3 separate regions of the Homo sapiens genome follow, and all the other regions are linked to region 1. Evidence: chromatin loops called from intact Hi-C (ENCODE). Cell type or tissue: endothelial cell of umbilical vein. All regions are shown on one strand.

Evidence for each region. A loop is a pair of places that touch in the nucleus more often than their neighbours do. Peaks named below come from ENCODE experiments on the same cell type or tissue, not always from the same donor. Only the 100,000 strongest peaks of a DNase experiment are listed, where the experiment ranks them.
Region 2: a loop joins it to region 1, with 23 times the contacts of the local background. A loop is called at or near these places in 14 of 110 quality-filtered maps.
Region 3: it touches region 1 in a loop (17-fold over the local background); 25 of 110 quality-filtered maps call a loop at or near these places.

What each region holds. Positions count from the first base shown.
Region 1 is chr10:93,551,706-93,559,705 of GRCh38, reverse strand. It overlaps LOC105378436 (a long non-coding RNA gene), which reads right to left and starts at 3,227. Exons shown (of 3, transcript XR_946212.2): 1 at 2,578-3,227. RefSeq lists an enhancer at 2,995-3,495. In endothelial cell of umbilical vein, a CTCF peak has its summit at 4,737 (motif pointing left); a DNase peak (open chromatin) is centred at 4,695.
Region 2 is chr10:93,855,388-93,863,387 of GRCh38, reverse strand. No RefSeq gene overlaps it. Among named protein-coding and RNA genes, the nearest start is that of SLC35G1, 35 kb to the left of the region's middle. In endothelial cell of umbilical vein, a CTCF peak has its summit at 4,137 (motif pointing right); no DNase peak of the experiment used is centred here; H3K27me3 peaks cover 209 bases.
Region 3 is chr10:93,811,670-93,819,669 of GRCh38, reverse strand. No RefSeq gene overlaps it. Among named protein-coding and RNA genes, the nearest start is that of LGI1, 58 kb to the right of the region's middle. In endothelial cell of umbilical vein, CTCF peaks have their summits at 3,315 (motif pointing right) and 5,999 (motif pointing left); DNase peaks (open chromatin) are centred at 3,329 and 5,989; H3K27me3 peaks cover 2,156 bases.

The DNA.
Region 1 (8,000 bases):
AGCAACTGTGAGGGCGGGGATGTCCGCACACTGGACGGCCAGGCCTGACCACTGTCGCTGGAGTCCTGGGGTGACTAAACTCTGTTCCTCCCAGACAGACAGAAGAGGTGAAGCCATGCCTCAAGAAGCCCCAGTGCCTTGAGGAGGCCTTAGGAGTCAATAGACCAGAAAAGATCAGCCCCCCACTGCTGAGGTAACTGGGGAAGGAGGAACACTGAGGAGTAGGGGGACTGGCAAGGGGGGGTAGAAAGAACAATAACAATAATAATAGGAGTGGCTGGGAGCGGTGGCTCACACCTGTAATCCTGGCACTTTGGGAGGCTGAGGTGGGCAGATCACGAAGTCAGGAGTTCGAGACCAGCCTGGCCAACATAGTGAAACCCCATCTCTACTAAAAGTATAAAAATTACCTGGGTGTGGTGGCACAAGCCTGTAGTCCCAGCTACTTGGGACACTAAGGCAGGAGAATCGCTTGAACCTGGGAGGCAGAGGTTGCAGTGAGCTGAGATCGCGCCACTGCACTCCAGCCTGGGTAACAGAGCAAGACTCCATCTCAAAAAAAAAAAAAAAAAAAAAAAAAAATTAGTAGTAGTGGCCAGGCACTGTGGCTCACGCCTGTAATCCCAGCACTTTGGGAGGCCAAGGTAGGTGGATCACGAGGCCAAGAGATCAAGACCATCCTAGCCAACATGATGAAACCCCATCTCTACTTAAAATATAAAAATTAGCTGGGCATGGTGGCGCACGCCTGTAGTCCCAGCTACTGGGGAGGCTGAGGCAGGAGAATCACTTGAATCCAGGAGGCAGAGGTTGCAGTGAGCCAAGATCGTGCCACTGCACTCCAGCCCGGGCGACAGAGCAAGACTTTGTTGCAAATAAATAAATAAATAAATATTAGTAAGACAAGTGAGTTCTGTTTGGGGGCTAAAGCTCAGGGGCTCGAGCAGTGGTCCCTGCAACTCAGCGCTCTCAGCCCTGCCTGTTTTATCACCTGGGCTCTGCAGCCTTCCTGTCCACAGTGGTAGCTACCAGGATCTTTCCCAGTGCATTTCTTTCCAGCTTAAATTGGCCAGAATTTATTAACTCCTGTTGCTTGCCACCAAGGAGTCTAATCAATAGAAGATCCAACATCTGACGCCTCCCCTCCCCCCCATGTTTTAAAGACAGTCTTTATTTTAATGAGGCCAGATTGCCCAATACGGGAGCTCAAACTGGATAAGTGGGATCTTGGTAATCACCTTTTTCCCATTCTTCCAAGGAAAGATGTAATTAAAGCCCCTAAATACAAAATGTTCAACTCAGAGAGAAGAGCAATTTTGATATGGTCCATTTCTACTTAAGCGGTAGTGTTTCTCTGTGGCCCTCTCTCGGCCAGGAGCCACAGTGGCCAGCCGAGGATGGCAGGCAGTCCATTGAGCACACACTGATGGAGCACGTACTGCATGGCCAGCACCATGCCCAGTCCTAGAAATGGCCAGACAGCAGGTAAGGATGTGAGCACAAGCCCAGAAGAGCTTTCTACAGTACAAGATGTAGCTTTACTGAAATTCCGCACATCCCAAGGAGACCATTGGCCAAGATATTGCAGTGTTGCGCGATTCCTCTTGCATCACTTTCTTTTTTTCTTTTCTCTTTTTTTTCTTTTTTTTTGGCTTCTTTATTAGTTCTATGTTTCTATTATGAAATGCAAGAAAAATATAAATTTGTCCTTCATTCTTCTACACAGCGATAATCCTGTGAGATTGTGCTGTGTAACTTTCCAGTGTGTTTTCTGTACATCCGGGGCTGTCTGTATGCCTACAGGTATTTTATAAAATGGGAATTGTGTTGCACACACTATTTTGTAATATGCATTTAAAAATTGTTTTCAGGACCTGGCGCAGTGGCTCACACCTGTAATCCCAGCACTTTGGGAGACTGAGGCGGGTGGATCACCTGAGGTCAGGAATTCAAGAACAGTGTGACCACCATGGCGAAACCCCGTCTCTACTATAAATACAAAAATTAGCTGGGCATAGTGGCGCGTGCCTTTAGTCCCAGCTACTCAGGAGACTGAGGCAGGAGAATCGCTTGAACCCGGGAGGTGAAGGTTGCAGTGAGCTGAGATCACACCACTGCACTCCAGCCTGGGTGACAGAGTGAGACTCTGTCTCAAAGAAAAAAAAATTTTTGTTCAGTCACATTATTCTTCTATTCTATCCCTCAGTTTCCTCAATGCACACAACTGTCCCGTGCCATATTTAGCCCCCAGCTTGGCTGCAAGGTGAAAGGACAGAGCTATGCACCACACCCACCCTCCAGCAATGGCTCTCAGAGGCCAGCCTCTGCTTTAGTCTCCGCTGGTTTAAAGTGAAATGGGAAAAGTGTCAACTGTGTAGTTTTCCCCAAGGCTAACCACATCCATTTTTACTTGCAAGATTATGTCCTGCTTATTTTGCTGTTGTTAAACTTCTCTTTCTTTTAGGACAGAGTATGTGTGGCAGTCATTAAAAACAAACAAACAAAACAAAACAAAAAATCCTATGTTAAAAACTTGACTACTGCTTCAATCTCCAGAGAAACTCAGTCAAGACTCACCAGCCCGTCACATGGCGATAATAAGGACACATATTCATACAAGCAAAGACCTCCAAATTTCCAGACCCTTTTATATCCATGCTTTTATCTCATCTCGAGGACAGCTCTCCAGGGCAGGTGGTATGCTCTCCCGTTTCACAGAGGAGGCAGCAGGTGGCCCCCGTGCAGCAAAGGGAGATGGTCCCGCTTACATGGCTCGTTAGCCCCAGTGGAGCAGACTCAGGTTCTCGATTCTCAACTCAGTGACCTTGGAGGGGCTCTTCCCTGAGCTGCAGCTTTGCAACCATGCATCACTGAAGAATGGAACCTGATGGAACATTCTGGAATTCCACTCCGAAAGTCCCAAAGCTACAACACACTTCAGTGGCCAGAACCTGGCCTCTGCCACTCCTGCTCACCCATTGGCCCTTGCTTGGGGCTGCATGCTTCAGCACTCTGGCGCTGCCTGTGGGGTGCAGCTGAAGGGGAAGAGCAAGCCTCACAATTGAACACTTGCAGGAAATGTCTGATACTTGGGTGTGGCCTCCTGGGTTTGATTCCTGTCCTGTAGCTCACTGGCTGTGCACTCTTGGGCAAGTGACATCACTTCTCTAGATCTCTGTTTCTTCATTTGTAAAACGAAAATAACAATGCATCCTTCAAGGCTGGGCACGGTGGCTCACGCCTGTAATCCCAGCACTTTGGGAGGCTGAGGCAGGTGGATCACTCAAGGTCAGGAGTTCGAGACCAGCCTGGTCACCATGGCAAAAATTAGCTGGGCGTGGTGGTGGGCACCTGTAATCCCAGCTACTCGGGAGTATGAGGCAGGGAGAATAGCTTGAACCCAGGAGGCGGAGGTTGCAGTGAGCCGAGATGACACCACTGCACTCCAGCCTGGGCGACAGAGCGAGACTCTGTCTCAAAAAAAAAAAAAAGAAACAAAGAAAGAAAGAAAATATTAAACACTGAAACACTAAACCACTTCTACAATAGATATAAGGTCAACAGTAAGGGGGAGGTAAATCAGTTATATGTCTTCAGTAGAATACTACACAGTCATTAAAATGCTTGTGAATTGAATGATATGGGTGGCAGGTACCTGTAATCCCAGCTACTCAGGAGGCTGAGGCAGGAGAATCGCTTGAACCCAGGAGGTGGAGGTTGCAGTGAGCTGAGATTGTGCTACTGCACTTCAGCCTGGGTGACAGAGCAAGACTCCGTCTCAAAAAAATAAAAATAAATAAATAAATAAAATACTTCCTTCATTGGCTTGTGTAAGATAATATACTAAATGTCACACCTTTAGTGTAGTAAGGGCTTAAGAAGTGTAAGTTTGTGACTTTTTTTAGCATCTGACACATAGGAGGGGCTTAAAATATTTTCAATAGTTGAATAATTAAATAGATGAATGAACGAAAATGGAAATTTGAGGTTTAGTGAGCCTCTTGATGTCTCTGCTATCTAAGTCGTGGTCCTCAGGAGCCTGCTGTAAAGATGGATAAGGATAGGGGTGGGGGTGGGAGGGGCCATCACCACCCTGGTACTCCCCCACTCCACCCCCACTGCCCCCAAAGAAACAGGCAGTGGAAATTAAAAAGCAGGGCTAAAGGGGATGTAACACAGACGTAAATTTTGAGAAGAGAGGGATCATTTATTGTAAGATGTGTTCTCAGCGTGGGGTCCTTCCTTTCCTGGGAAATATGACCTCCAGGTGATCTGGATTCCAAAAGGAGAGAAAAGACATGGCTAGGGAAGGGGTGTCCAGTGAGGGCCCTAACATGCAGCCCTTCGGAGGGGCGAAGACAATGACTCAGCCTGGCCAACGCCCTGAACTCTGACTGTCTGTTTCCTCTATGCTGATTGAGTTCAGCAGCCGGCAACCGATGAGACTCCTAGGAAGGGCTCCAGAATCACTGATAGCTGACGGAGGCTTGGCAGCGTGGGGGCCCTCCGAGCCTGGGAAGGTGGGCTTATGTAAATACTGTAATGCAGAGGGTGCTGGAGCCGCATCAAGAGCCAGCTCAGCTGCTGTGCGCTACTGACACAGCCATTCCTGTCTTGGGCCTCAACAACTTCCTCACAAATGAAAATGTTGAACAAAATGAGCTCTCCAAGCCCTGCCAGCCAGGTCTGATGGAAGAGTGTAGGGAGTTAGGCCTTGAAAAGCTGCTCCGCACTGCCCCCTGGTGTCATTGGCTACAGTGACCATTGTCCTCAAACCTCTGGTGTCCATCCACCCACCCCCTCATCCACCTATACGCCCATCCATCCGTCCATCCATCCATGAGCCTGGTACATCTCTGAAGAGTGTGTCAGCTTTTCATTTCGGGGGTAAGGGGAGAAAGGGACCTGGGCCCACATATGGGGGCAATGCTGACCTGAACAAGCAGAGCCACAAGGAGAAGGGGTGACCAGACGGTACCTGGAGCTTGGAACAGTTGTCTGGACTCAGAGGTATTGAGTGACACCCAAATGAGGGAACTGGGCTCCCTGCTCCTGGTGGCAGCTTGAATGATGGTTCTTTGGATTTTTAAGGATGAAACCATCCTGGAAAGTGGACCTTGAGATATAGATCATTTGTCTATTTCATACATACACACACACACACACACCCAATATAGCAATGCTATTGTGGGGATATATATCAGACTTGATGGTTGTCCTTTTGAACTCTATCAGGTGACTTGCAAATTTCCCACAGTATGAGTCCTGCCTCCCCAAGGGAAAGGTCAACACTGGCTTTCCCATCTCCCTTGCACCAAGGCATGTACCCTAAGCTTAGACCACCAGACATACCGTGAGAGACTTGCCTTTGCAGGAGAGGACAAGCTAGGGTTTCACAGAATCCATTTATGGGCAAGAGTTTAGGGCACAATCAAGAGGCTTCTAGGATCTCACATCCAGAACCAGTGGTGCAAGCCAGGCATGGTGTCTGTGCTGTAGTGTGGTGACACTGAGTGTTCCACTGGAGCAGCCTTCATCATGTGACATCGTTCCAGGCTGGGAAGTCTTCACGGTCAATTCTCTGGCCCTCCCATCGGAGAGCCTGTGAATTACATTATACCTTTTTCTGTTTAATCCAGCCAGAATGGGTGTGTGTGTGTGTGTGTGTGTGTGTGTGTGTGTAACTGTTGCTCCTCCTGTGCTAATGTTTTGTTCAGCCTTAGAGGCCTCTGGCCTGGCTTCATTAGACTCCTGACTCCCCAGACAAATAACCAGACTTAGCTGAGCAGCTTCCGAATGGCAAGCCCCATGTCCTCTCTTTCTACAACCCATGCAGGAAGGACGCTCTAAGGCCTGGATAACTTTCTCCCAGTTTACTTTTCCTCTCCCCAAACTGCATTGCAAAACCAGCCATTTCTGTCCAGCCAACCACTTCATCTCCCCTTTCTCCTCCTCTCTCGCAATTCCTGTGAAACACACACATACACACACACACACACACACACACACAAGCAAGAGAGTGAGAGAAAGAGAGAAAGACAGAGGCGTGAGGTGAGGTCAGTGACTCCTAGGCCATAAATTCTGGAATAATGACTCCCTGGTGAACTGACTGACACAGTGCTTTCTCTTTTCTCATAATTTGCATTATAGGAATCTATTCCTCATATTTTGATGCATGGAGAAATCTCTTTCTTTTTTGCGGGGGAGGGGAAATAAAACTTTCTTTTTTCTTTTTTTCTTTTTCTTTTTTTTTTTTTGAGACAGTCTCGCTCTGTGGCCCAGGCTGGAATGCAATGGTGCAATCTTGGCTCACTTCAACCTCCGCCTCTCAGGTTCAAGTGATTCTCCTGCCTCAGCCTCCTGAGTAGCTGGGATTATAGGCGCGTGCCACCATGCCTGGCTAATTTTTTGTATTTTTAGTAGAGACGGGGTTTCACCACGTTGACCAGGCTGGTCTTGAACTCCTGACCTCAGATGATCCACCTGCCTCAGCCTCCCAAATTGCTGAGATTACAGGTGTGAGCCACCGCCCCCAGCAGGGAGATAAAATTCTCTGAATTCAGCTTTTTCCAACTCCTTAATAGGTAACATTTACTGACCTCTCACTATGTAACAAGCACCTTACTTGTGGTGACTCAGCTAAGTCTCACAACAATCCTGTGCAGAAGAAGAACATTGTTATTATTATCATCCCCATTTTACAGGTGAGAAGACTGAGGCAGAAGAATATAATGATCGGGAGACGTTGGGTTACAACTAACAGGAATCCAACTCAAATAAAACAAACAGAAATGGAGGAGAAGAAAGGAGAGAAGGAGGATAAAAGGGAGGAGGAGGAAAAGAAAAAGAAAGAAAAAAAGAAATGCACTGGCCTGGATAAGCAAAAAATCCAGGCAGTGACTTTAGCTTTAGGCACATCTGGATCCAGGGATGCAAACAACAACAACTTATTTGGGCACCTGTCCTCACCTCTGACTCTTTTCTCTGAATTGGGTTTGTTTCAGGAAGCCCATCCATCCCCTAGTGGAGGCAAAGAGGCCATAGCAGCTCTTGCCCACTTCCTACCAGCTCAGCAGACTCTTCCAGCACTATCCTCACACTTCCCAAGGGTGGCTCTTGTAGGCAGGGTGGGGTCTCATGCCCATCAGGAATCTGGACCGACAGAGGAAGGGCAGGTTCATAAGAAAAGTCAGGGTGCTGAGACCAAAAGATGGGACAAGGGATTCTGGGTGGGCTAAAACAGGGGGTCCCCAACAGATTAAGTTGCATAGAAAGTAAGCTGTCCAAATTCAAAGCCAGGTGTGATTTCATCTGAGGTCCATGAATGGCCCAGGAGATCTGGATCTCGTCCTGGTTTTGTCACTAATTGGCTGGTTAGAGGCTCACTTGTCCCATTTGCAAAATAGAAATAATAATACCTGTCCAGTCTCCGTCACTGAGTTATTACAGAAATCAAATTAGACCTTGAATTCGAAAGCACTTTGAAAAGTCAGATACACAGTACTATATTATTCATTTGTATATTTTCCATTGGTTGGTTGAAATCAGCTTAAAATTCTCTATATTTTCCCATAGAAAATATAATTCCCATTCTTATTTTCTTTTTCAAAAACTCATTATGAAAGCAACACATCCTATAAGCAATTTGAAAATATAGAGAAGAAAAAGAAAGAAAAGTGAAATAAAAGAAAAAGAAAAGGCTGGGCGCAGTGGCTCACGCCTGCAATCCCAGCACTTTGGGAGGCTGAGGTGGGTGGATCATGAGGTCAGGAGTTCGAGACCAGCCTGGCCAACACAGTGAAACCTCGTCTCTACTAAAAATACAAAAAATTAGCCAGGCATGGTGGCGGGCGCCTGTAATCCCAGCTTCTTGGGAGGCTGAGGCAGGAGAATCGCTTGAACCCGGGAGGCAGAGGTTGCAGTGAGCAGAGATCGTGCCATTGCACTCCAGCCCAGGCGACAGTGCAAGACTCTGTCTCAGAAAAGAAAAAGAAAAAGAA
Region 2 (8,000 bases), 300 kb before region 1:
TGGTGCCAGCATCTGCTTCTGGTAAGTCCTCAGGAACCTTACAATTATGTTCCAGGAAGGGGAGCCAATGTGTCACATGGCAAGAGAAGGAGCAAGAGAGACAGGGGGAGATTCCAGGCTCTTGTAAATAACCAGATCTCATGTAAACTCATTATCATGGAGAGGGCACCAAGCCATTCATGAAGGATCCAATTTCATGACCCAAACACCTTCCACCAGGCCCCACCTCCAACACTGGGGATCACAATTTGATAAGAGATTTGGAGGGGACAAACATTCAAACTACACCATTCCTCCCGTGGACTCCCAAATCTCATGTCCTCCGCACATTGCAAAATAAAATCATTCCTTCCCAACAGTACCCCAAAGTTTTAACTCATTCCAGCATTAACTTAAAAGTCCAAATCTCAAGTCCAAAGTCTCATCTGAGACTCAAGGCAAGTTCCTTCCACCTATGAGCCTATAAAATCAAACCAAGTTATTTTCTTCCAGATACAATAATGGTACAGGCGTTGGGTAGACATTCCCATTCCAAAATGAAGAAATCACCCAAAGAAAGGGACAATAGGCCCCACACAAGTCTGAAACTCAGCAGGGCAGATATTAAACCTCAGAGCTCCAAAATAATCTCCCTTTACCCCATGTCCTGCATCCTGAGTACAATGGTACAAGGGGTGGGTTTCCAAGGCCTTGGATAGCCCCATCCCTGTGGCCTCTCTGGGTGCATCCTGTGTGGTTGCTCTCATGGATTGGAGTCTGGTGCCTGTGGCTTTTCCACACTATGGTTGTAAGCCACTAGTGGTTCTACAATTTGGGGATCTGAATGATGGCAGGTCCTTCCCCACAGTTCCACTAGGCAGTGCCCTGGTGGGAACTCTGTGTGGGGGCTCCAACTGCACATTTCTCCCATGACATTGCCCTAGTAGAGGCTGTCTGCAGAGACTTCTCTCTGGACACCCAGACTTTCTGATATATCCTGTGAAATCTAGGTGGAAGTCACGAGGCCTCCCTCATGCTTGTATTCTGTGCACCTGCAGGATTAACACCATGTGGAAGCTGCCAAGGTTTAGAGCTTATGCTCTCCAAAGTGGCAGCCTATTCATTGTTTTGTTGTTGTTGTTTATTTTTTTATTTTATTTTATTTTTTTGGTAGAGACAGTGTTTCACCATATTGCCCAGGCTGGTCTTGAACTCCTGGACTCAAGTGATCCACCTGCTTTGGATCACTTGCAAAGTACTGAGATTACAGGTGTGAGCCACTGTGCCCAGCCTCAAAGCAGCAGCCTGATTTGTAACTGAATGACAGCTGGAGCTGAAGCAGCAGGGTTGGGGAAAGCAGCCTTCCGAGTTGGTGCAGGGTAATTGTGCCCAGGGCCTGGCCCCTGAAACCATTCTTTCCTCCTAGGCCTCTCAGCCTGTGATAGGAGGGGCTGTCCCAAAGACTTCTGAAATGTATTCAAGGCCTTTTCCCCACTGTCTTGGCTATTAGCTCTTGGCTCCTGTTTAGCCATGCTAATCTCTCCAGCAAGTGGTTGCTCCACAGTCCTCTCGTATTTCTCTCCTGAAAATGCTTTTTCCTTCTTTACCACATGGCCAAGTTGTGTCTTTTCTAAATTTTTGTGCTCTGCTCCTTTTTAAATTGTAAATTTCCAGTACCTGATCATAGGTTGTTAGAAGCAGCCAGATCACCTCTTGAACGTCTTGCTGCTTAGAAATTTTTTCTGCCAGCCGGGCACAGTGGCTCACGCCTGTAATCCCAGCACTTTGGGAGGCCGAGGTGGGAGGTCAGGAGATCAAGACCATCCTGGCTAATACAGTGAAACCCCGTCTCTACTAAAAATACAAACAAATTAGCTGGGCATGGTGGTGGGCACCTGTAGTCCCAGCTACTAGGAAGGCTGAGGCAGGAGAATGGCGTGAACCTGGGAGGCGGAGCTTGCAGTGAGCTGAGATGGCGCCACTGCACTCCAGCCTGGGCGACAGAGCAAGACTCTGTCTCAAGAATAAATGAATAATAATAATAATAAAGAAATTTCTTCTGCCATATTCCCTGGGATATCAGCCTTCAGTTCAAACTTCTACAGATCTCTACAGCCTGGACATAATGTAGCCAAGTTTTTTGCTAAGGCATAACATGGGTGACCTTTATTCCTGTTCTCAATAACTCCCTCATTTCCATCTGAGCCTGGCCTTCACTGTCCATATTTCTATCACCATTTTGGTCACAACCATTTAACCAGTCTCTGAGAAGTCCCAAACTTTCCCTCATCTCACTGTCTTCTTCTGAGCCCTCTAAACTCTTCCAACTTCTGCCCTTTACCCAGTCCCGAAGCCTGCTTCCACATTTTCAAATATCTTTATAGCAACACCCTACTTCTCAGTACCAATTTTCTGTGTTAGTCCATTTTGCATTGCTAGAAAGAAGTACCTGAGGCTGGATAATTGATAAAGAAAAGAAGTTTATTTGGCTCGCGGTTCTGCAGGCTGTACATGAAGCATGGTGCTGGCATCTGCTTCCAATGAGTTCTCAGGAAGCTTACAATCATGGCAGAAGGGAAGGAGAGCCAGCATGTTACATGGGAAGAGAGGGAGCAAGAGAGAGAGAGGGGGTAGGTGCCAGGCTCTTTTAAACAACCAGATCTCTTGTGAACTTGTTACCATGGGGAGGGCACCAAGCCATTCATGAGGGATCCGCCCCCATGTCCCAAACACCTCCCTCTAGGCCCCACCTCCATCAGGCATCACATTTCAACATGAGATTTGGAAGAAGGCATAAATATCCAAACTATCAGGAGGCCAGAAGCCAGGCTACCTGGGCTTGAATGCTGCACCATCTCTTTGTAGCTATCTGACCTAAGCAAATGATTTATCTTCTCTTTAGTGTGGCAGGTGCCAATCTCTGGCTGACCCAGTGGTCATTCCCATTCCCTTCCCCCTTACTGCCTTCTACTTTAGAGTCTGGAAAGGTTAAATACCCACTTTCCCATGCCCCTTTGTAGTCACGAGTGGCCAAGTGACACATTTCTTGCCAATAGAACATAAGTAGAAGTTAATGGGACAGTTTCTGGGAATGCTTTTACTTTTTTAATAGAAGGGCAGATGAACAGATATGATCCCTGGAATTGGGATAATCCTCTTATGACCATGAGGGAAAGACCTTGAAAATATCTGAGACACTGGCCCTGGCATCACTGAGCCATGAGCCAGTGCCAGCAGCCACCTACCTCTGGACTGCTCGTTAGGCTTGTTATAGGAGACGGGGGAAGGGGGAAGAGAGAGAGAGAGACAGAGAGAATATAATGTAAGCCACCATTAGTTAGGTTTTCTGTTATTTAAAGCTGAAAACATTTCCAACTCATATACCAAGACTGTTTTCTAATTTTACAAAATAACAGTGTTTACTTCAGTTTTATTGTAAAGATTAAATAAGGTAACAATACCAACATTTGTATGGCACTTATGATATACCAGGCACTGTTTTGAGTAATTTATGTATGTGAACACTTTAAAATCTCACAAGACCTCTGTGTGGTAGACATTATCATTATCTCCATTTTAGAGATAAGGAGATTATCATTTGACCAAAGTCATAGAACTTGTATTAACATATGGCAGAGCCAGTGTTTGCACTCAGGTAGCCTGACTCCAAGGTCTGACCACTTATAATATAAAGACTTAGTGCAGAAGTACAAAGTAGGTACTCAAAAAATGTCAGCAATAATATTGATGATGACCAGGTGTCACAGGAATGCCCAGAAAATGATGCAGGGGCACATTTATTTGAGTTGACTTGGAGGGTAGTTCTTCCGCAAAGTTCAGTCTGAAAATAGAGCTCTACACCTAGAAAAAAATCTTAGAAGCAGATGAGAAACTCCAGGAGAGGAAGGACTTTAGGTTGGCAAGGCTGGAATTCTGGAGCCAACTATCTGATGGCATTCCAGAACTTACCCCATGATTCTTTTCCTGAGTCCTTTTTATCATCCTTGAGTCTTCATTTCCCAGTGGCTATGCTCCCACCATCCTGGGGCCAGGATGCCCTCATGCCCTTGCCCTTCCAAACCCAAGATTTTACCTTTCAAGAACCAGGAACATTTCATTTCTTTTTGGGGGCCAAAACATATCGAACATTTAATATAAAATCTGCCCAGTAGGTGTCAGCATCTATCACAAAATGAGCCATTGTTTAACCCATCCTTTATGTTTAAACTTTAAGATTCAAATCATATGGAATAAAGCTGTTTCCTACTGTATTAATGCTTAGAAGGTTGTAACTCCACTTCCAGCCTTCCATTTTGCTGGACATATGGTCAGAAATTACGTTTCAAACATTTTAAAATGTAGAGGAAACTTTGAGGATAGAAGCTTGCTTGATGAAAAGATTAAGAAAATAATTTGGGGGGAGAGGCAAAAAAGAAAATAATTTTTCTATAAAATGATTGATTCTGTTATCGATTGACATCATTATTCTGTGTATTCAATGATAAAGAAGACACACTGGAAGCCTGGAGTAGGACCTCCCCCTAGAGTAGGATAGGCTCCTGCATGCTATAGGATACTGAAGTTTAGAATGATGCATTTTTGACTACTGGTGTCTTTTTTTGGTAAATGTTGTCTTAATTCTGCTGTTTTCTCCCCAACCTATAGATATTCTTTACAACATACAAGTGTACCTGCATTTTAAGAAAATGGAACATGGAAAAATCTGGATGTACTTAATAGCTCAGTGTCATTGAACCAATATCCATTAAGTACCTATTTTCTGTTCTTTAATGACATCTTGGACAGATCTCAAAGCTTCTTAGTCACAGTCAGGTATTAAAAATCTAGCCTAGTCCGGTGAGAAACTTGAATTTCACATCCAATTCAATGCTCTCTCCTTCTTCCTTAACTTGGGTATGACCAAGGGATCTGCATGGAAGGGGACATGGTCTACTATCTAATTCCTTCCCACTCTGCCGCTTCCGCGTCCTCTAGGATTAAGGAAGGAGGAGAGGCCAAAGAGGGAAAACAAAAACCTCTCTAGGGAAGGAGATCCTGCAGGATCTCTTAATTGCACAAATGCTGCACATCTCATTGGCCATAACTTGCACACCTACGTGCAAGGGGGGATGGGAAATGTAGTCTTTGTTCTGAATGAAGGATTCTGTATCCAAGGCGAGATGATTTCTTCCAGCATAACGTTTTCTGACCACCAACCACCCTAAGCCCCTTCCATGCTGGGGTCCTCTAACCCAGAAGGCAAATGCCTCCAGGGTACCTATGAGAAGGCTCAAGCTCTGCTAATCTTTATGGGTTCTGCTTGCACCACAGGAAATGTAAATATAGTAGCCTTCCTCATCCATAGGGGATATGGTCCAACACCCCCAGCAGATGCCTGAACCCAAGGATAGTATTGAACTTGATTGCCATCAGTTAGAATACATTTTTATTCATGTTTTCTGCCCATATATCTAACGCTTTTTCCATCTTAACTAAGCACTTGTCACACACTGTGGCCACAGCTTTTGCTGTTTGAAGTGCAACAGCAAAACTAGCATGAATTTCTTTTTTTCCTTCTTCTCTTCCTTCCTATCTTCATGGATAGGTTTGTTGTATAATCCAAAGACCATGAGGATGGCTAAATAGTAGAAAGGAGAGCTTTTTTGGGAATATTGGTTTGCAAACCACAAAGAGATACTCTCCAGTGTGGACCAGAGGTGCTCTCCCTTTGAAGAGGGAAGAACAGGTTGGGTTTTATACCTCGCAGGGCCTGTATCACACAATAGAGTCATACGTATTTGGCGGGTTTGAGGGAAAAGCCATACACGTTTATGAGGGGAGCTGAGCATGTGCAATGAGTAAACATATAAGTAACATACCTCCCATGTTCACTTTGGTTGGGGGGAGGGTTTAGCATTAACACAAGGTGAAATTTGGCTCTTTACATCAAAAGGTGAATGATAGAACACAAAGTTTGTGCACAGCCTCTATAAACTGACTGAAACTGGCTTAAAGTCTGTAATTTCTTATCAGAAAAGAATGTTTGGTGCCCCTCCATCCAATTAGAGTTGTAATTAGGCCTGGGTTATAAATCAGAGTTAGGAAGGATCTGATAGCTCCTATTGTTAGGACATTTAGAGGTGGAGGAAATTAGAAATTTGCCATGCTAGCCAGGCCCTGAATCGGTAGGCAACTCAACCCATAGGTAACTTTATTTCCTTAACTTTAAGGTCTGTCTTAGCTAACAAAGGGGCATCTATTTTGGTCTCTCAGATAACAAGTCTTACTTCAGATCTCAGCAACCTCAGCATATCATTTTTTTCTTTTCGTATTAAGTTGAGAACTTTCACCTTTTCACTTACAGGAAGCACTTTATGGCTTTTCCTTAGCATATGTGAATAGCCAGCATTATGATCTTTGCTCTCGTATTCTGGGGCCATTATTAAGTGAGATAAAGGGTTACTTGAACATAAGCACGGCAATACCAGGACACTTGATCTGCTACTAAGTGCCTAATAGGTGGATAGTGTATCTAGCATAGATATGCTAGACGAAGGGATGAGTCATATCTCAGGTGCAGAGCCAGAAGGCAAGAGTTTTCATCATACCACTCAGATGGCGCACAACTTTAAATGTATTGGAATTGTTTATTTCTGGAATTTTCCATTTGATATTTTTGGATTGCAATTGACTGCAGGTAACTGAAACCATAGAAAGTGAAACTGTGAATAGATGGACTACTGTATCCGTGCTTGAGAAGCTTCAGCATCCTTTTTCTAGGACAATTTTGCTACCCTGGGAACATTTCTACTTTTCATTAGGCTTTGGGGAATGCTGACATAATGGTGGTACACCTGTTGAGTTAACTTTTTTGTTTGTTTGTTTTTTGAGAGGGAGTCTCACTCTGTCGCCCAGGCTGGAGTGCAATGGTAGGATCTCGGCTCACTGCAACCTCCACCTCCTGGGTTCAAGTGATTCTCGTGCCTCAGCCTCCCTAGTAGCTGGGATAATAGGCATGTGCCACCATATCCCGCTAATTTTTTTGTATTTTTAGTATAGACGGGTTTTCACCATGTTGGCCAGGCTTTTCTCGAACTCCTGACCTCAAGTGATCCACCCGCCTCAGCCTCCCAAAATGCTGGGATTACAGTGTTGGGTTAACTTTTAGTCAGTCCCATGGCTGTGAGGCAGGAGAATGGGGAATTAGGGTAACCAAGGGTAAAGGCATAAACAAAAGAGCAGCAGGTGCGGACAGTTCTAGGCAAGATTCGGCAGCATACCGGCCACATCCTTGCCCTGTGATAACAAGACAGAAGTTTCCACTTCAGCCTCTGATTGGTCACTGGCCAAGCCTTCCTAGGGTGTAACCAATTGGAGGCCTCTAAAGGGCACCTAGGGTTGTTACCAAATTCTTTCAGCTTAATAAAAACCCTAATTGGGGTGGAGGGGCACTCTTGAGTTGCTTGCTCTAATCTGCTCCTACTCTGGAGTGTCAGTAAATCTGTGCTTTTGTTATTGTTCTCTTGTTGCTTTGTCTTTCGTTGCTTCATTCCTTTGTTGCTTTGTTTATGCATTTTGTTCAATTCTTTGTTCAACATATCAAGAACCTGGACGACTCAGTCAAGACCTTCCATCCGGTAACAGCTGTACTTAGTACCTAAGAACTCAGCATTATGACTATAATGACAATTCCAAAACAACGGCAAAAGTCCCATTCAGTATCTTGTGACCCAAGGTCCTATATATAAATGTCAAATATGGAAATAAATATGTCTTCTTCTGTATCATATAACCTCAGGAATAATGGCTGACAATTGTTTATGTCTGCACCTTAGCAGGACTCAGGTTCCGCTCCATCCCCCAGCCTGAGAAAAGCAAAGGCTATTTATTCAGAGCTGCTATAGCAAGAGAAACAGCCACCATCATTGAGTTTTAGCAGAAACTCAAAGGTGGGCAGAGAAGTGTGAAAGCTTTATAGTGGGGAAAAAAGGAAAGCTTTAGGTATGGCCTCAGGGAGGCTA
Region 3 (8,000 bases), 260 kb before region 1:
ACGAATGAGTTCTCATGAGATCCGATGGTTTAAAAGTGTGTGGCACTTTCCCCCTCATTCTGTCTCTCCTTCTACTCTGCCTTGCTAAGATATGCTTCTCCTTCACCTTCTGCCATGATTGTAAGTTTCCTGAGGCCCCCTGGCCATGTGAAACTGTAGAGCCTGTTGAACCGTGAGTCAATTAAACTCCTTTTCTTCATAAATAACCAAGTCTCAAATAGTTCTTTCTAGCAGTGTGAGAATGGACTAATATAGGACTCTGCTTTGGACACTGACCCTGAGCAAGTGGTGTATTTCTGCCACTGTTCTAGATGTACGGATGAAGTTCTGTCATCCACTGTTCTTGGGTAGCTCCCCACTACCAAGGGCTACATTCAGTCCTTCCTCTGGACTCCAGTCTTGTTTGCCTAGTTCCAGTCTCACTGTTTGTCCCTGTGGTTTTATACTTTGCTTATTGTTTAAGTTTTACTCCTTTTTTGAGCCAGTGACATTTTCCTCTTGCATTTTTAGAGAAGCATAGAAATATGTATTTAATATCTAACCTGTCATTCCTATGGACTTGGAGCACAGGAAAGAGGATTATGAATGCATTTGCTCTGATATCTTTATTAAGAAGTTTTCAGGCCTTTTAAAAGTGAGGATGCCAGTATTTATCTGAACTCAAAACAATGGTTCTTGATCCAGTAATTCTGTTTCTGGAACTCTTCCTAGAGGAAGTAATCCAAAAAATGGGGGAAAAAAGCTTCATACACAAAGATGTTCATGGCTGTATTACTTTCTATGGTAAAGATCTGAATATATTATAAATATTTCCCAACAATAAATAAATATTAATATTTCCATTTAATATAATATTATGCAGCTACTAAAATAATACTTTACAAAGAATATATGATATAAAAATGCTTATTATAATACAAGGGAGAAAATTTGTAGCCATTTTTTGTTGTTTTATACAAGCATGCATTAAAAAATAGCATAGAAAGACTAATAAAAAGAAACCACATCAGTGCTAAAAACGGTTGTCTCTTAGTTTTTCTTTATTTTCAAAATTGTGTGTTATGTATATGAATCGCTTTTATAATAGGAAGATACCTAAATAAATATATTAACAAAAAGCTGAATGATAGAAGGACATTTTAAGACAGGCATCTTTCATGATTATAGAGAATGGATTGGCATACTACAAAACGATTGCTTCTAAAACACACAAACAGCAGAGGAAGCTTTTGTGTTAGAAGATTATTGGTTGTGATTAGATGGGTTTTCAGCATCAGGGCACAAGAAGCACCAGTTTGGTGACATCGAGCAAGGAGGCAGGGCTACAAGGGACTGGCAGATGGCAAGAACCTACACTCTGCAGGCAAATGGCCAGGCGCCAGGATCAGATGAGGGAAAGGGCAAGCTAGGAGACTGCGCCAGGGGAGCCAGTGGTAGGGGCCGGACAGGAGCCAACACTTATTGAGGGGTTGCTGAGTTTGTGCCAGGCACTGTTTTGGATCCTGAAATACAGGTGGAGAAGACTGACACAGTTCTTGCCTTCATGAAACTTACAGTCCATGGCAGGGGTTTCAAGCTGTTTTTTTTTTTTTGGAAAGGGCTAGACAGTAAGCATCTTAGGTTTTGTGAAGCTATACAATCTGTGTTACAATTACTCAGTTCTGCCACTGTAGCTTAGTAAAAGCAGCCACAGACAACAGTAAATGGATGGGTGTGGCTAGGTACCAATGAAACTTTGTTTATAAAAATAAGTGGTGGCTAGACTTGGATGGTGGCATAGTTTGCCACCTCCTGATCTAAGTGGAAGACAGACAGTAAACAAGTAAACAAGTTAATATGATAATTATGGTTTGTGATCATTGTCAGGAAGGAAATCAAAAGGGTGATCTAGTAGTGAATTAGTAATACATTACATTTTACCTTTTACCGAGATGTGACATCCATACAATAAGGTGCACAAATTCCAGGATATAGAATATTCTTAACACCTTAGAACTGGGTCCTGAAGCATTAGAATGACCTCTCCATCCAAAGAACTGGGCATGGGGAAGCATTCCAGGCAGAAGGGAAAACAAGTACAAGAGTCTGAGGCAGAAAAAGGTTTCGCATCTTCCATGAACAGAAAGGGTTTTCATGGGGCTAGATAGCAGTGAGCAGGGAATAGGGTGGGATGCTGTGGGTAGAGGAAAACCCCACAGACTTTAGAGGCCATTGTGGACATTCTGTATCTTATTCTAAATGTTATAGGAGAGCAATGGAGGGTTTTAAGCAGAATGGCATGATCTGATTGAAGTTTCAAGATGATAAGTGAACTGCTGTCTTCTTTCTGGACTTTTCTGTAGTAGTGTTCAGTTAGGACGGGGAACTGGGGCTAGGGGCTGGGGGCTGGGAGCATCCAGCCTCAGCTGGAGCTGAGATGGGCTGTGTGAGGAAAATCCATTAAAGAACACCATTACCATACACCACATACTGAACCATAAACATCGATTTATTTTGTAAAACACCTCTTTGAAATATTACTGTAACTAGATTTATTGGCACCTGTTTCCGAGCACTTAATTAGGAGATACTTTAAGAACTGTGCATCAAAGACAAGAACCTGAAGAAAATGCAAGCAGGGGGTTAAGAGGTGAGGTGAGCTGGCAGGTACAGATCTAGCAGCAGCAAGTCATGCTGCCGAGGTGGAGGCTCACGGGAGGCAGGAGGAGGGGGTCAGAATATATCTTTAGTGTCCAGGAAGAGACCCCGGTGGTTTTTGGAACCAGAGAGTTGAGGTTTGCTTTCATTGGTGTGGCTTGGTTCTGATTTAATGTTTTGAAGACATATTGTAGGGAATAGTTACAAAGTGTCCCTAGGATGGTGAAAAGAGGCGGGTGGTGAGGGGGCAAGAAGGAATGGAGTTTTGTAAATGGAGAATTAGAGGAAATGATAATTTGGGGCCAAGAGCCTTCCTCCTTCTCTCCCTACCTGCCTCTCTTCTTTTCTCCTTCCTTCCCTTTCATTTATTTACTTACTTATTTATTTATTTACTATCTACCTTGGTTGAATGTCATCTCCTTTCTTTTTTAAAAATGCAGAGGCGAGAGACCAAGAGGAAGAAATTGAATCAGTATGTACTGCCTTACTAAGGTTGTCATGAAGCAAGCGCAAACTAAAATATTGTTCATGTTTGTCTGACATTCAAATTTAACAGAGCACCCTGTATTTTTATGTGCTAAATCTGGCCATCCGTCTATGCCTGTGGCTTGGATTTTGCCATTTCAGCGTCAGCGAGTGAAACCTCCTCCTAATTACTCCCTGCTAATTGGAACCAGCTGCCACCAGGAGGCAGCCGGGCGCTGCTTCCACCCAAGATGAGGACAGTGTCTGAGATTCTAGGGAGCTCTGAGTCTACCTTCCTCTCGAACTCTCCTGACACCCATTTCCACTTCTAGCCACAACTTTCCACTGCTCTCTCCTAATCTTGCTTTAGTAAAAATAGCTAAACTTTAAAAAAAATTATACTCCATTTAAAGGTAAAAAGAACCCATAACATCACATGCATCTTGCCTCCCTAAATAATTGCAGTTAGAAATTAATTCATCTTCCTTTAAAAACCTGAATTTAGCCTCAACTAGTCACAGCTTCTGTCACTCGCCCCTTTGACCTGGGGGTCCCCTTCGCTCCCAGCTTTTCCCGTGTCCCTGTCCTTGCTCCCTCTCTCCACTGTGCCCTTCCTTCTTCAGCCGTCACTATGGTTACAGGGGGACCTGTTTCTGTGGTGCCCTCTTCCATAGCCTGCTTCCGAGGTAATTTCCCCAGTGAATTCCACCTCCTCTCAGTTATCTCTGCCCTTATCCTACTTCAGTGAGGTGGGTGGGGGGGGGAATCAGAGAGAGAAAGAAAGCGCATGCATCCAGCAGCTCAGATATCAAAATTCTTTCTGTTACCAGGAGACTTTCTCCAATCAATGTTGCCTCTTTTTTTGTTTTCCTTCTTTATGAGGAAAAGCTGTTCCCGACTCTGCCTCTTACTCTGGCATAAACCTAAATCCACTTATAAAAGTTAACTAAACACCTCTTGGCCTTGTGACTGTAACACTGAGCAACAGTTTGCTTCTTTGCATACCTCCAATTCTGGAGTCAAAAGGGTCCCTTTAGGACAGAAAAATGAACTGAAGAAAGAACACCAGCTCTGTCACATGGGGGAGACAGCGACACAGAAAATGTTAACCAAGCAGTCCAGGCCACAGAGAGATGTGTCCAAAGCCCAGGGCCCCGTAATGAGAGGCTACAGGCAAAGACTTTCCCAGAGAGGTGGAGAGGAAGCGTCTCCAACAGTGTCCAAGCAGCAAAGGTGATTCCAGAAAGCTTATGGTGAAATAACATGGAAGCAAAGATCACAAACAGCAGTGTTTTGATAAATATTTGGATGTTGGTTTGTTTGGTTTCTGCTAATTTGAGATTCTGTGAGTTAGATAATTTTCTTTGCTTCTCATGAGATATAGGATAACCTACTCAAATTATGCAAATGCTCATTCAAAGGAGGAAGCAGAATTATGTTAGTCTCTTCTATAATTCTATTGAAATGATGATTCATAGGGTCCATTCTCAAAGAAGACTTGCATCAAATTAACGCAGTCCAGCAACATTTTTTTTTAAATGTCATAAAAGGGCTGTAACTCACAGGAACTCTTCTTAAAATCCCCATGTCCTCACCCTTCCACTCCCTATTCACAGCTCCTTCTGGTCTCTTTCAGAATACAAATTCTGACACCCTCCTACGGCCTAACCTGTGAGTTACTTTGTGTTATTCTCCTCTTCTCCCAATTCTGCTTCATGGGAGTCCCCAAAAGAGGGCTATGCTGGGAACGCTGTGGGAGAAGAAGAAATTGACTAGAAAAAGCCGGAACCTTCTTTAAGTTGTAGGGCAACTGGAAAGCTGGGAACACATTGACAGCAGCACTTTTGCCTGGTTAAACTTATATTTTTGTTCTCAAAATGTAAGTTTCCTGTAAGTCCAGACCTGTTGGGATAGTCATCTCACCTAGTGGCGACCTTGAGTGGTATTTGGTACTTGCTAAGCTGCTGCACATGAAGCTGTGCTGTGTTCAAGGGCAGTAAAATTCAACTACACTCAGTCTGCCTGCCCTTAACCAAGGAGGAAAGCAAGGTAGTCTGTGTGGGTATGAAGCCAGCTCTCTCATTGCGTGTACAATGCCTGCCATGCTCACCATCACCTGAGCCAGATCATTGGCCTTCCTGCTAGGAGGATCGAGGGCAGAGGTCTATGGGAAGATGAAAGCAAAGTGTTTGTTACCACACCCCCTTTGTTATGGAGGTGATGGGCATTGTTGATATAGGTGATGCATGGGCAAATCTACTGACATGCTAAAAGGATGGGTAGTTGTTCATGCTGAATTGAATTAATTGTTTATATCTTGGCTGAGTCATTAGGAATCTATGTTACAGTCTCTGACTTTGCATGATCCAAAGCTGAATTCCGTGACTGTTATTCTGATTTTCCTCTTGGAATGACCAGGCTTTGGGGGACTAATCCAATCTTCCAAGGTGGGCCAGTGGATCGATTTCAGGGAAGAACAGAAGCTTCACGAGGGAGACATAGATATGAGTACTCTCTTCTTGCTAAGGAACGTCTATTTAGAATACCAAAGCAAGATGCTATTTAAATACTTTCTTCAGTTTCATTCTTTTTCTCTGTCCTTTACTGCCTTCCTTATCATCTGACTGAGGCAGGACCTTGGCAAACCTTATTCAGCAAAACAAATTATCAGAACCTTGGGAACCCCTGGACTCTGTTCTTGGAATCTCCATAACAGTCTTGCTGGCCACTGTCTAGGAAGAAAATTTCTTTCCCCAAAACTCATTGCTCACATTAGTTATACCTTTTCTGGGATCCACCCTTTTGTGGTCCCAGTGTCCTGGAGCACGGATGTTCATAGTGGCTGTCACATGGGCACTGTGCCCATGTGCATGGCAGGGGGGTTCTGCTGCCCTCTGTTGGCCACAGCAGACTTGGTCTGGTTGTTAACTACTGGGTCATGTCCGCCTCTGGCAAAAGGCTGCAGTTCTTGCCCTCTAACTCTCCTTCCTCAGCATTCCTTAACAGGTACCAAATCCTCCTATTATTAAGCATTGGATGAAGCCACATTGCAGCTCCCACGAAGAGTTTATCTAACATTCCCAAGTGAATGATTCTAGCAGTCTATCTAGCATAGGGATCATGAGTTGTTTCTGGGAACGGCCCTGAAATATGGTCAGAAAATGTCTGAGCTCATCAACTCTGTCCTGACTTATTTGATTTGCTATCAGAGAGTGATATCCCTGGATCTTGCCCCTACATAGTGTGGTAGTTTCTATTTGGAAGCCTCAAAACACAAAGCCCCTTCTATAGCATAATAATAATAATTATTATGATTAATCTGCTACTGCATCCTTTAAGTGGTGAGAATTACAGAAATCTCAAACATCAGCATCAGTTTGATCCTTTAAACTAGAAATAAAGGGGAGAAGATTTGGAAATATGCTGATGGGGGCAAAATCAGTTATTTGGAAGAAAAAGGAGACTGGGTTTAGATACCCTGATGTGCCAGGTTATTGGGAATCAGTAATATATGCCAACTTTTATTTTACCATGAATATCTCCTCAAAGTCTTGGACAGGCTTCTCTCTGGCCCTTCTGAGTACACTAATGCAGGTTGGTAGTGTGGTTTCTGGAATGTACTTCTAGGAGGATCCATTTACTAGGCAGCCTTTTTTCTTTGCTGTGGAGGAGGCTTTTAGCAGATGGGTGTGTTATATAATGGTCTGCACTTTGCCCCCACATGAGTGTAAATATTATAAACATGAACATCTGGCTGATATTACTGATGTCTACAGGGCATATTGGCCTCAGTTTAGGAGGGTGAAACAGTGAAACCCTCATCAAACAGTGATAAATCCAAGAGATGGCTGAGGTGGGATGAGGAGGGAAATTAGTCCCTTTTTTTTTTTTTGAGACGGAGCCTTGCTCTGTCGCCCAGGCTGGAGTCCAGTGGTGCGATCTCGGCTCACTGCAAGCTCCGCCTCCCAGGTTCATGCCATTCTCCTGCCTCAGCTTCCTGAGTAGCTGGGACTACAGGCGCCCACCACCACGCCTGGCTCATTTTTTTGTATTTTTAGTAGAGACAGGGTTTCACCGTGTCAGCCAGGGATGGTCTCGAGCTCCTGACCTCGTGATCCGCCCGCCTCAGCCTCCCAAAGTGCTGGGATTACAGTTTTGAGCCACGCGCCTGGCCCCCTTTTTTTGTTTTTGTTTTGTTTTGTTTTTGACATAGAGTTTCACTCTTGTCACCCAGGCTGGAATGCAATGGTGCAATCTCAGCTCACTGCAGCCTCTGCCTCCTGAGTTGAAGCGATTCTCCTGCCTCAGTCTCCCAAGTAGCTGGGATTACAGGTGCCCACCACCACGCCCAGCTAATTTTTGTATTGTTAGTAGAGACAGGGTTTCACCATGTTGGCCAGGCTGGTCTCGAACTCCTGACCTCAGGTGATCCGCCTGCCTCAGCCTCCCAAAGTGCTGGGACAGGCGTGAGCCACCATGCCCAGCCAACTTAGTCCCTTTTAATCTTCATTGTGGGGAAACTTTCCTTTAAGAAAGTTATGCAAGTATTATATGAAAATAATTTTTAAAAATCAAATAAAGGAATTTCAATAAAAAGTTGATTTCTTTCTTTTTAAGGCTGAATAACATTCTGTTGTATGCATATACCACGTTTCTTTTAATCATTCTGTCAATGGACATTTGGGTTGTTTCCACACATTGGCTATTGTGAATAGTGCTGCAGTGAACACTGGAGTGCTAATATCTCTTCAAGATCCTGATTTCAAATTTTCTGGACAGTCCCAGAAGTGAGATTGCTGGTTCATATGATAGTTCTATCTGTACTTTTTTGAGGAACCTCCATATGGTTATCCAGAGCAGCTGCACCATTTTGCATTTCACAGTGTACAAGGGTTCCA